Linked DNA regions of Homo sapiens: all the other regions are linked to region 3. A link is a contact called in ENCODE Hi-C or POLR2A ChIA-PET data. All regions are on one chromosome and are shown on one strand. The core of a region is the stretch at or near the end of the contact, and the rest is flanking DNA. Distances in the headings are between cores, read along the strand shown. Region 1 holds the start of ERC2-IT1 (ERC2 intronic transcript 1). Region 2 holds the start of ERC2-AS1 (ERC2 antisense RNA 1). Region 3 overlaps ERC2 (ELKS/RAB6-interacting/CAST family member 2).

What was found. A loop is a pair of places that touch in the nucleus more often than their neighbours do. ChIA-PET counts read pairs that join two places held with the same protein, here RNA polymerase II (POLR2A). Pooled maps may share reads with other maps.
Region 1: a map with no recorded cell type shows a loop between it and region 3 (2.6-fold over the local background). The contact joins the promoter of ERC2-IT1 here to the enhancer-like site in region 3. A Hi-C loop is called at or near these places in 7 of 37 single-sample maps with no recorded cell type and 3 of 50 pooled maps. POLR2A ChIA-PET finds 5 or more read pairs at or near these places in 1 of 52 experiments (WTC11).
Region 2: a map with no recorded cell type shows a loop between it and region 3 (2.1-fold over the local background). The contact joins the promoter of ERC2-AS1 here to the enhancer-like site in region 3. A Hi-C loop is called at or near these places in 2 of 37 single-sample maps with no recorded cell type and 2 of 50 pooled maps.

Annotation. Positions count from the first base shown.
Region 1 is chr3:55,658,207-55,661,488 of GRCh38, forward strand. ERC2-IT1 (ERC2 intronic transcript 1) reads right to left here and starts at 1,263. Exons shown (of 1, transcript NR_024615.1): 1 at 1-1,263. All of the region lies in intron 17 of ERC2 (ELKS/RAB6-interacting/CAST family member 2), which reads right to left. RefSeq lists enhancers at 418-617, 658-777.
Region 2 is chr3:55,606,182-55,609,029 of GRCh38, forward strand. ERC2-AS1 (ERC2 antisense RNA 1) reads left to right here and starts at 1,440. Exons shown (of 3, transcript XR_007095922.1): 1 at 1,440-2,848. The region is part of intron 17 of ERC2 (ELKS/RAB6-interacting/CAST family member 2); the gene reads right to left. RefSeq lists an enhancer at 1,683-1,922.
Region 3 is chr3:55,723,172-55,726,411 of GRCh38, forward strand. All of the region lies in intron 15 of ERC2 (ELKS/RAB6-interacting/CAST family member 2), which reads right to left. Among named protein-coding and RNA genes, the nearest start is that of ERC2-IT1, 65 kb to the left of the region's middle. Within about 2 kb of position 1,685, at least 2 of the 41 ENCODE cell types and tissues checked have a DNase peak (open chromatin) inside an H3K27ac peak, as active enhancers do.

The sequences.
Region 1 (3,282 bases), core at 13-2,512, 65 kb before region 3:
ACTTTCCTTTTCCTTCTGACTTCATTTTCAGGTAGGGTTCTCTTCTCACTATGGCCCTGTCGCTCCCGGTACCCCAAATTTCATCACTCCAGCTTCTATTTCCATAGAGTAAACAGTTCTTTTTCCAAGCAATCTTAACTCAAAATTTCAGAACTGAGACTCATTGGTCTAGTTTGATTATGTGCCCATTTCTGAACCAATCACTGTGGCCTAAGGGATAGCTCCCTCTGAGTGACCAAGTCTAGGGAAAGTGAACTCTGATTGGCTGGCTTGAGTCATGTGCCCATATTGACATAGTGCTGGGTGAAGGGTAACTGTCCCAGAACTGCAAAAACTGAAAGGAATTCCCCAGAGAAACTTGGCCCCTGGTATCAAAAGATAGGGAGACAGACACTGGGCAGACCAAAGCAATGGATGGCTGTACACCATTAGCAGGCATTAAATGCATTTTGCACACTTGCTCATGAATATCTCCCTCTCCCTGTTGCAGAGCCACATAATCAGAAGACTGAAGGACCATTGCTGTGCAAGTGAATCTGAGTAGTTCTGACTTGCCAGCCTGTGACAGGGAAATAGCAGCCACAGATGTTTAACTAAGCAAGTACTACCAGGCCCCAGGCCCACAAGCTCTTCCCCAAGCCCAGTCCCAGCTGACAGGCAGGCGTGACAGGACATGTCAAGGCCAAGAGTCAGGACACCTGTCAAGATGTCACAGTGCCTCAGGACACGTGGGTTGGGCAGGTGACAGCTGCAGTGAACCTTCCCGAGGCCCACAGAGCAACCTGCATCTGCCACCTTCAACAGGCAAGGCATCTTTCTTCTCAGAAAACAAGGAAAGCAAGCAAGCATTTGAAACTGTATATCCTTTCCTGTTTCATTAAGGGGTTGGGCTTTGTTTTCCTGAAAGCTTTTGTTCTTCTGTCAGCATATTCAAAACAACCAAAAGGCGTTACCTGCTCTGAAATCCCTGAGATGCCTATCCTCAGAGGTGCTTTTGGCTGTCTTATGCAGCAGAAGGAAGATTTGCTTCCTAGCTGATTCTCCAGTCCTCAGGACATTCACAAATGGCAAATTATAAGCCCGTGTTGCCTCTGCTGACTGCAACTTGGGCCTGTCAGCCCAGAATAATATTTGCATGATGATTTGGCCAAATCAGGCCTGGCTGTCTGTCATCCTGGGCTCCCTTCTCTCCCTCCACCAGACGAACAAACCCCGTGGCCCCTCCTCCTCAGATAGCTCTGGAATCCCGCTGCTTTTCCCCATCCCTGATCTCCCCACCCTTCCTTTCTACCCCCTACCACCTCTCTCAGGTCCCAATAGTCTCTGTGCTCCACTCACTCCCCTCCATCAATTCTTGGCTCTTCCACCAGAGGGGTCCTTCTAAAGCACCCACATCCGTCCATGCCACTGCTCAGCCTTTTCTTTCAATGGTTTCCAAGTCCCCTTATAATTAAGTTCAATCTCTTCAAAAAACTAGCAGAAAGGCTTTCTGACCTCAGTCTCAACCGATAGCCTGTTTGCCTCCTATACTCCAGATGTATTTATGGACATAGGTAGGCTCCCAGATCAGATCTACATCATGACATCCCCTGGGGCTGGGCTATTCTCCTCTGCCGCCTCTGTACCTGGCCAACTCCTACTTATCCGTGAGGCCACAGCTCAAGGGTCACTACTTCTGGCTTCTGAATCTCGGTATGGCGTCTCTCCCATATTTGCTCTAGGCATCTAGTGCCTCCTCCACTACAGCACTTATTATACTATCCTGAAATTGCTTGCTTTTCTGTGCTTCCTTCATTAGCCTGGAGTAATGGAGCCTGGAAGATCTATGAGTATGGAACTCACCTTATTCATTACTGCATCATTAGCTTCTCATGCAAACCCCATCACATTATGGAAGCTCAGTTCATATTTGTTAAATGTCTGAACAATGTGAATGTTCATACTCAGACTTTCCATTGGCTGAATTTGAGGTCACAATTTCTGTACATGCAACTGAGAGCAAATTGGCACATCAACCCGCACCCCCACCTCCAGATAAAATGTAAGCAATAGCATTTGTTCCACCTGATATTCCTTTTGGCTCCTGATCTTTATGTCCAAGTTATAAAAATGTCTCCATCACAACTTCCACCCCTGGAATTGAGTGCCTGGTGCAGGGAAGGGGCACAATCTTTGACACAATCTAGAGCAAGTGAGACCTCCAAGGATTTGAAGAGAAATGTAAGAGTGTGCTCTGAGCTTTGGCTTGCAGAACCTGGGGGGTGGGGCGGGGGTGGCGTGGGAGTCTCCTATTTCCTTGACCATCCAAATTTGATTTTTTTTCTCCTTGCTCAGCACCTAGTGGTGTAGTATTCCAAGGGCATTAAAACAAGGTTAAAGGGCTTTATGTGATGAAAGGCATTCTTAGTTGTGAGTGTTTAGCAGGAGTTTAAATATCAGCAATTTTGTATATGGAAACATATTAGCTTCATATTTAATTGGGGTCGTGGTGCACTGTGAAGTACAGCACTTATGTGCACAGACTTGGGTATGATGTCCCACAGACATGGGTTTGAGTCCCAGCCCTGCCATTAATAAGCCATGTGACACCTGCCCAGGTAGCTAACCTCTGTGAGCCTCAATCAGGTCCCTCACCTATAAAACAGGGATAATAACAATAAAAGCATAAATCCTTGTAGGGCTGTTGTGAAGAACAAGGTAAGAAATGCACATAAAGTACCGTGCACAGCACCTAAAATGAGGTAAGCACCTAGAAAATGCAAGCTGGTCTTCTTCATATTATAACATTGGGCCCTTACCCTGCTCCAGTTGCTAGAAAGTAAAAAATGCACCAGCTTGTCCTGTGGGCCAAGTCTCACACACAGATGTTGGTTCAACTCGTCTGTGCATTAGTTTTCTACTGCTATCCTAACACATTACCACACACTTAGTGACTTTAAAAAATATCTATTTATTATCTCACAGTTCCGTAGGTCAGAATTTTGGCACAACACGGCTCAGTTCATTCTCTGCTGAGTTTCATGAGGCCAAAATCACCAGGTGTCAACAGGGCTGCAATCTTTTTTGCAGCTCTGAGGCTGAATTTACTTTCCAGCTCATTCAGGTCACTGGCAGAATTCAGCTCCGTCTGGTTGTGGGACTTTCCTGGCTGGCAGTTGGCTAAGCATCATTCTCAGCTTCTAGAGGCCACCTGCAATCCCTGGCTCATAGCCCCTTTCCTTTTATCACAGCCTCGTCTCTCCTCTCCTCCCCCTTGGGACCTCTCTGCCTCTTCTGCTGCCT
Region 2 (2,848 bases), core at 190-2,689, 120 kb before region 3:
TTTAGGGGTTCAGTAGGAAGCTCTCTGGCCTGAAGCCTGAAAAGTCACAGGTTCATATTCTGCTTAGGGAAGGAGCTGGTTAGGTATATCCAAAATCATATAGGGCTAGTGAAATCTCATCTATTCATTCAGTAGTTACTCTGGATCTCATGGTCTAAGAAGTCAACTGGGCTGGGCTAGGGGGTAGAGGAAGATTCAAAACATCAAAAGCCACAAAATCAAAACAAGAAAAAGTGTTGAAAATCATAGGCCTTGGAAAGCAAATAGTAAATGTAATAGTCATTAAGTAGCAACCAATGACCAACCTTCCTCTCTGTCCATGTAGCAAGATCCAAACAACACTGTGTGGCCACCATGAGGCTGACACAACAATTTACATCATGTGGATGATGGACCTAGATTATTGTTCTACACTGGTGGGAATCATGGAACAGTCTGGCTGTGAATTAAATACAAAAATAGCAACTCCTACACTCTAGCAAAATGTAAAGTACATGTGAGCCCCCAAATCCAAGCTCATTATGCAGAGTCTCTCTGAAACCCAGCACCCAGCATTTGCCGTTACCCACCTCCAAAAGGGTAAAAGTAAACATTGGACCTGCTCTGGTGTTAAACTGCCACCGGATCCTCCCCGCTGTCTCCCTCCTCCTCTTCTTCTTTACAGACAGGTAATGTTGGATCTCGAAGGAACTGGGGGCTCCCACTCTAGGCAAAGGTTGGACAGGTGATCAATGTACAGCATGAGATTTGGCTGTGCCTACGTGCCTCCGACAGAGCTGGATCATCTGGGACAATGAAAATTATGAAAATTATAAGCAACAAGAAAGCAGTATTAACAGCAAGGGCAGGGAAACCAGGACAGCACATACCACAGTTCCTAGGACACCCAGCAACCATTCCTCTCCTCATTCAGTCATTCTACACACATTCATTAAGCATGGTGCCAGGCTCTGGAGATATCGTAGTGACAAATAGGAACACAGACCCTGCCCCCATGGAGCTTATGGGGTATGTGGGAGAAAGACCAGACAGGCAGTTACAGGACAGCGGGTAAGGAAACCTAGAGGGTGCCATGGAGCACAAAGCAAAGGCAGCCAACCCAGACTGGGGGTGAGTGGTCAGGGAAGGCTTCCTGGGAAGAAGTGACATGTAACGCTGAGCCTGGAGAACCCATGGAGTTAGCCAGCCAAGACTGGGGTGGGTCAGCACGTGCGAGATTCCTGAGAATCTTTGGCTGGTCCGAAGGGCTGAAAGTCCTTTGTTCTCAGCCATTCTGCAGCCTGTAATCCTACATCCAACCAGAGCACCCAGATTTGGAGTCTGCAGCCCTGATTACAGGAGGAACTGGTGCTCCTCCAATGCCCACAATCCAGTTGCATTTTGACTTCTGCCAGTGGGATCTCAGGAAACTAAAGAACTTAGAAAATAGTGTGTTTTTTTTTTTTTTTTCTATAAGAAGAGAGAAAAAAAAAACAATAATGCAGAGTTGAACTGCTACGGAATAGACCCAATTGCAGCAATCCTTTCTGCACACCAGCATCGGGGTAAGGGAGATGCCATCCTCATGGAGACTGTTGAAACAGACAAGAAGGTGGATCACAGTTTGGTATCACAATACGGGAGCCCACTTTGCCCCTTCCTTTCCTCCAAGTCCCTGAGAAATTGCAGAGGGAGCGCTTTGTTCTTCTTACCCTTGGTGTTGACGTCTAAAAGGCTATCGCAGACATGATACCTCCCACTTGCCTGATGCAACTAGGGGAAACCAGATAGCTTATGAAGCCAATCTTGTCAGGAGCCTCCATGTGGGGGAAAAAAAAACAAAACAAAAAACCCCCTAAAGGCTGGGAAAGTCCCAGCAGCTTGAATATTGCCCAGGACTCTAGCTACCTTTGCATTACGAAAGAGACCACTGGAGAGGATGGCTTAAGACTGGGTAGTAAGCATGTGGTCATTTGACCAAAGACACGTAGTCCAAAGTAGCTTTCTGTTTTAATATTATCATATGATCCAAGTCCTACAAACAACATCCTTGACTGAAATCGAAAAGAAACAAAACCCTCACTTCTAAGAAGCAGAGCAAGCGGCGTTTTTAGAGACAAAGAAAGGATAGCTTCTTAACCTATGACAACACAAATTTGTTTAGGTTTTCCCTCCACCAAGTAAGTAAGCAATTAGGTTTTTTACAATAAAAATATCCCCGTGCATGTGCAAACACCAGAGGCAATCATATAATTACCCTGCCCAATCAGATTCAATTGCTGACAGTTGAGTTCCCACTGCTCATTAACTTCAGATCACAAAGAGGTCTTTAAGGAAGCCCTTTCCTTCTCTTTACAAAGGTTCCTATGATGCCGCGATCAGCCCCGGCACTACCTCATGCAAGATAATCATCCCCAAATCACCAGGGCCAAGGCCAGCCTCCTCTGGCTTCCTTCTGAAAAAATAAAATGAGAAATTCGAAGACACCTTGGCTTAAACACCCTTGCTTCATTTGGGGATCTCACTTCTAAATATAATAGTAACCTTTCACCCCCACATTTTAAGTGCCGTAATTACATAATTAAAACCAATTATGTCATTTAACAGAGACTTTGTCAAGATACGGCAAGCCAATTACCTCAATCATTGACCTCAGAGGATTTCCCACACTGACCTGAAACAGTGAGAATTGGGATAAATTTAGACACTGGCTTCCGAAGGCTGGCATGGACTAGCAGGGTGGGTTGTAACTGGTCTAGATTCTTTGAGACTTTAGAAGCTAAACTGAATTCATTCCCATCTACACCATCACTACTTGTTTGCACAATCCTTCCCATATCCCAAGATAATTGCTTGATTTTTTTATAAC
Region 3 (3,240 bases), core at 435-2,934:
AAAATATTAAATGTTTAAAAGGCTAAACAAACTTTATTATGTAGTATGTCATGTCTTTGTTCAAATATATATGTAGACAATGGAATGTAGGAAACTATAAATCTTAGTGACAGTTATTTCTGAGTAGTGGGATTATGGGTAACTTTAGTTTTTTATTTACATTTTTTGAAGTTTCTATTATGAGCAAATATTATTTCTATGATAAAAGATGTATCTCTATGCTTTCAACTATGGAAAAGCTCATTTACATAGAAAGAATGCTACAAAATCAAATCCTTATTACCTTTTAATCTAGTGCATTATTAAGGGGTAACATTGAAAAAAAACAATAAACAAGGGAGATTCTGGAACTTTTAGTGTGTTGCAGAGAATCAAAAGAAGAAAGTGACATCTTCCCCAAAAGAATATAAAGTTGAGAAAGATTAAAGGCAAACTACTGGAAATTTTAAATTCCAAGTCTGATAAATGTCTTCCTGTAATCATGAGAGGAGAGGGTGAAAAATCCTTTTCCTTAATTTTCAGGAAAAAAATCCTGATACTATTATTTGAAAAAGCTGAAAAAGAAGAAGTTCTGAAGCCAGGAAAGGACAGACCTGGTGTGCACCACAATGGTGATCAATGACAAAATCAATATCACTTTAACACAGCTTTTCAAGGGGCAGTATGAAGCAAAAAGGAAGTGAAAAGGGGCTTTTCTTTCATTTTGAAATCCAGCATCAGGAGGACACAAGGGCAGGAAGTGGGATCTTTTTTCAATGTATTTGAAATGATAAGGTGAAGACAGGCTGAAAGGACTTTTAATTATATGATGAGAGGAAGGAACGGAGGGAGAGAGAGAAAGGGACCAGGAAAAACCTGGTTTTATATGTTAAATGATGAAAAAGAAAATGTAAAACTAAAGAGAAAAAGGCTTTCCAACAGATACCTTGAGAATGAAACACAAAGGCTGCAGGAGGTAAGTGCCAACATTTCTTGCAAGAAAACCAAAATGACAGCACACTTGATTGAGCCTGCAGCCTTCTCCCCTAGTGGCAACCGGTGATGTCTGGTGATGCAGGAAGAGATAAGTCGCCCTTCCCAGCCTGCACATGGTGGCCTCAGGTCATGGCGGGAGCCAGCAGGGGCCAGGCGAGAAGGGTCAGGAGGGGTGGGGAGTGGTTGCTCAGGGTCACAGAATAAAGCCTTCTTTATTCTGCTTTTTAGCCTCAAGTTTACAGGGGCTAAGACCTAACTGAAGTATTGCACCAATTCAGGGATAGCTCCTGGGAAGAGCATGGAAAAGCTTCAATGTGAGTCCCATTTGGGCTCTGGTTCCACCCCTTACCAGCTGTGGCATCTCTGCATAGTTCCTGAACCCAAGTTTCCTCATCTGTAAAACAGAATTATTAACATCTGGTTTTTAGGGTTGTCATGAGGATTAAATGAGATAATATATTTAAAATCCCTAGCCCAATGCCAAGTATACAATAAGAGCTCAAAAACTGTTGGTTCCTCACATTCTAAAATGTGAATAGAAAAACAATGATGAAAAGCAAGGTCTCTGCACACATTATACCCACTCCTAAGCCTCACTGAAGCAATGTCAGTCTAATAACTCCCAAAATCCACACAGTCTAACAGCTGGATTCCTCCCCACAAAGCCTAATGGCTCCCTGGTGGCCAACATCTTGGGAAGTTTCTCCTGTACACACTCTACTTTGGTGGTGGATCTGAATGTTCTCTGAGGCGGTAATGAACAGGTTAAAGTTGAAGGGATTTCAAACATGTCTAATCCAATAAGAGGCTTGGTAAAACATGCGTTATCACTTAAAGAATAAATGTTTAAAAATAGAGCACAGATGTGAAATTTGAATAAAAAGAGAGAGAGAGCACAGTGAGAGATCTTCTTGGCATTTGCATGCTATTCCCTGTTTTGGTCACCTTCAGCTAAGCCTGTTATTCTGATATGCTCTGCCAACTGCTCAGTGCTGTGGGGTGCTTCAAGTTACTGAAGCAAAGTTGGCAAATCACTCTGAAATTTAAAAATCAGAGCCACCTCCCCCTTTATGCATTTCTAAAAGCCAGGGAACACAATGGTAAAGTTGATCTTTTCAAGTTTTTCTAAACTAATACTTAAAAAGCAAAGAGTGAGTTTCTCCACTCCTCCTAAAACTAGCAATACTTGTACTGGGATCCTTAAAACCCTAAGAGAAAGTATCATGGTTAAATAGGCATTTGTCACAAAAGGTGGGCTACAGATTGCCAATCACAGAATTCATGGGAATTTCTACTTATGTAGAAAGCATTCTCTGATTCCTCCAGCAGGCAAAGGTTTTTGAACTTCAGTAACATCTCTGCAACAAAAAAAAATAGCACTTTGTCCTATTTTATCTTTCATGAGCTAGTATCTATGATACTGCTAGTAGAGATGATAAAACTCCAAGGCTTAAGGACAAAATCAACACCTCCTATAGCCAAAGAGTGCCCATAAGTGCTCCATGCATGTTTAGGGAGATGAACTAAAATATGTTTAAAACAGAGCTTTCACCCAAGGAAGACACTCAAGTGAGAGACTCACACAGTTGGCCATCAGGTCAGCTTGATGCTCTGGGAAGATGCCCTTCTGATAGGGATTTGAAAAATGCATGAAATCAGAGAAAATACTTTGCCTCCATATTCACTGAGTGCTATTTTTTGTTGCAAGGGCAAACTGAGTGGATTCCCTGAGTACTGGGGTTGAGGCACCAGCTGCCTAGGATAAAGAATGTTTCCAGGCTAAGAGAGCAGATGAGTGTCTTACCCAATTGCTTGGACATTAAGAGGAAATTGTTTACAGTAACACTGAGCAGTTCAGGCTTTACCTCCATAAGAATAACCTGCCAGATCTGAGTATTTCTTTTTTTATTAAAAGGGGTTCTCTAGAATAGACTGTAAAGACACTTTGCACTGAAGTCAAAAATAAATAGAGATGTGGCTAGATTCTACCGGTGGGACACAAACAGCTTAACCCAAAGTGGGTCTGCTGTAAAAACCAATACATTTGCATTTTAGCAATTTGATCTGGACCAAGTCTGTGATGCATTACAATGCTGGGATCAAATCAAGCTTTTCTGGAGGTAATCCAAACACAACAGGAGGCTATGGGAACCCTACTGCATGGGGTTCCTCTACTGCTGTTTAACTGTGCTAACCTCCTGAACCATAAAGGGTAATTAAAAGTCATCTGCACATGAAGCACTGAAAGTGTAAATGGGAAGCACA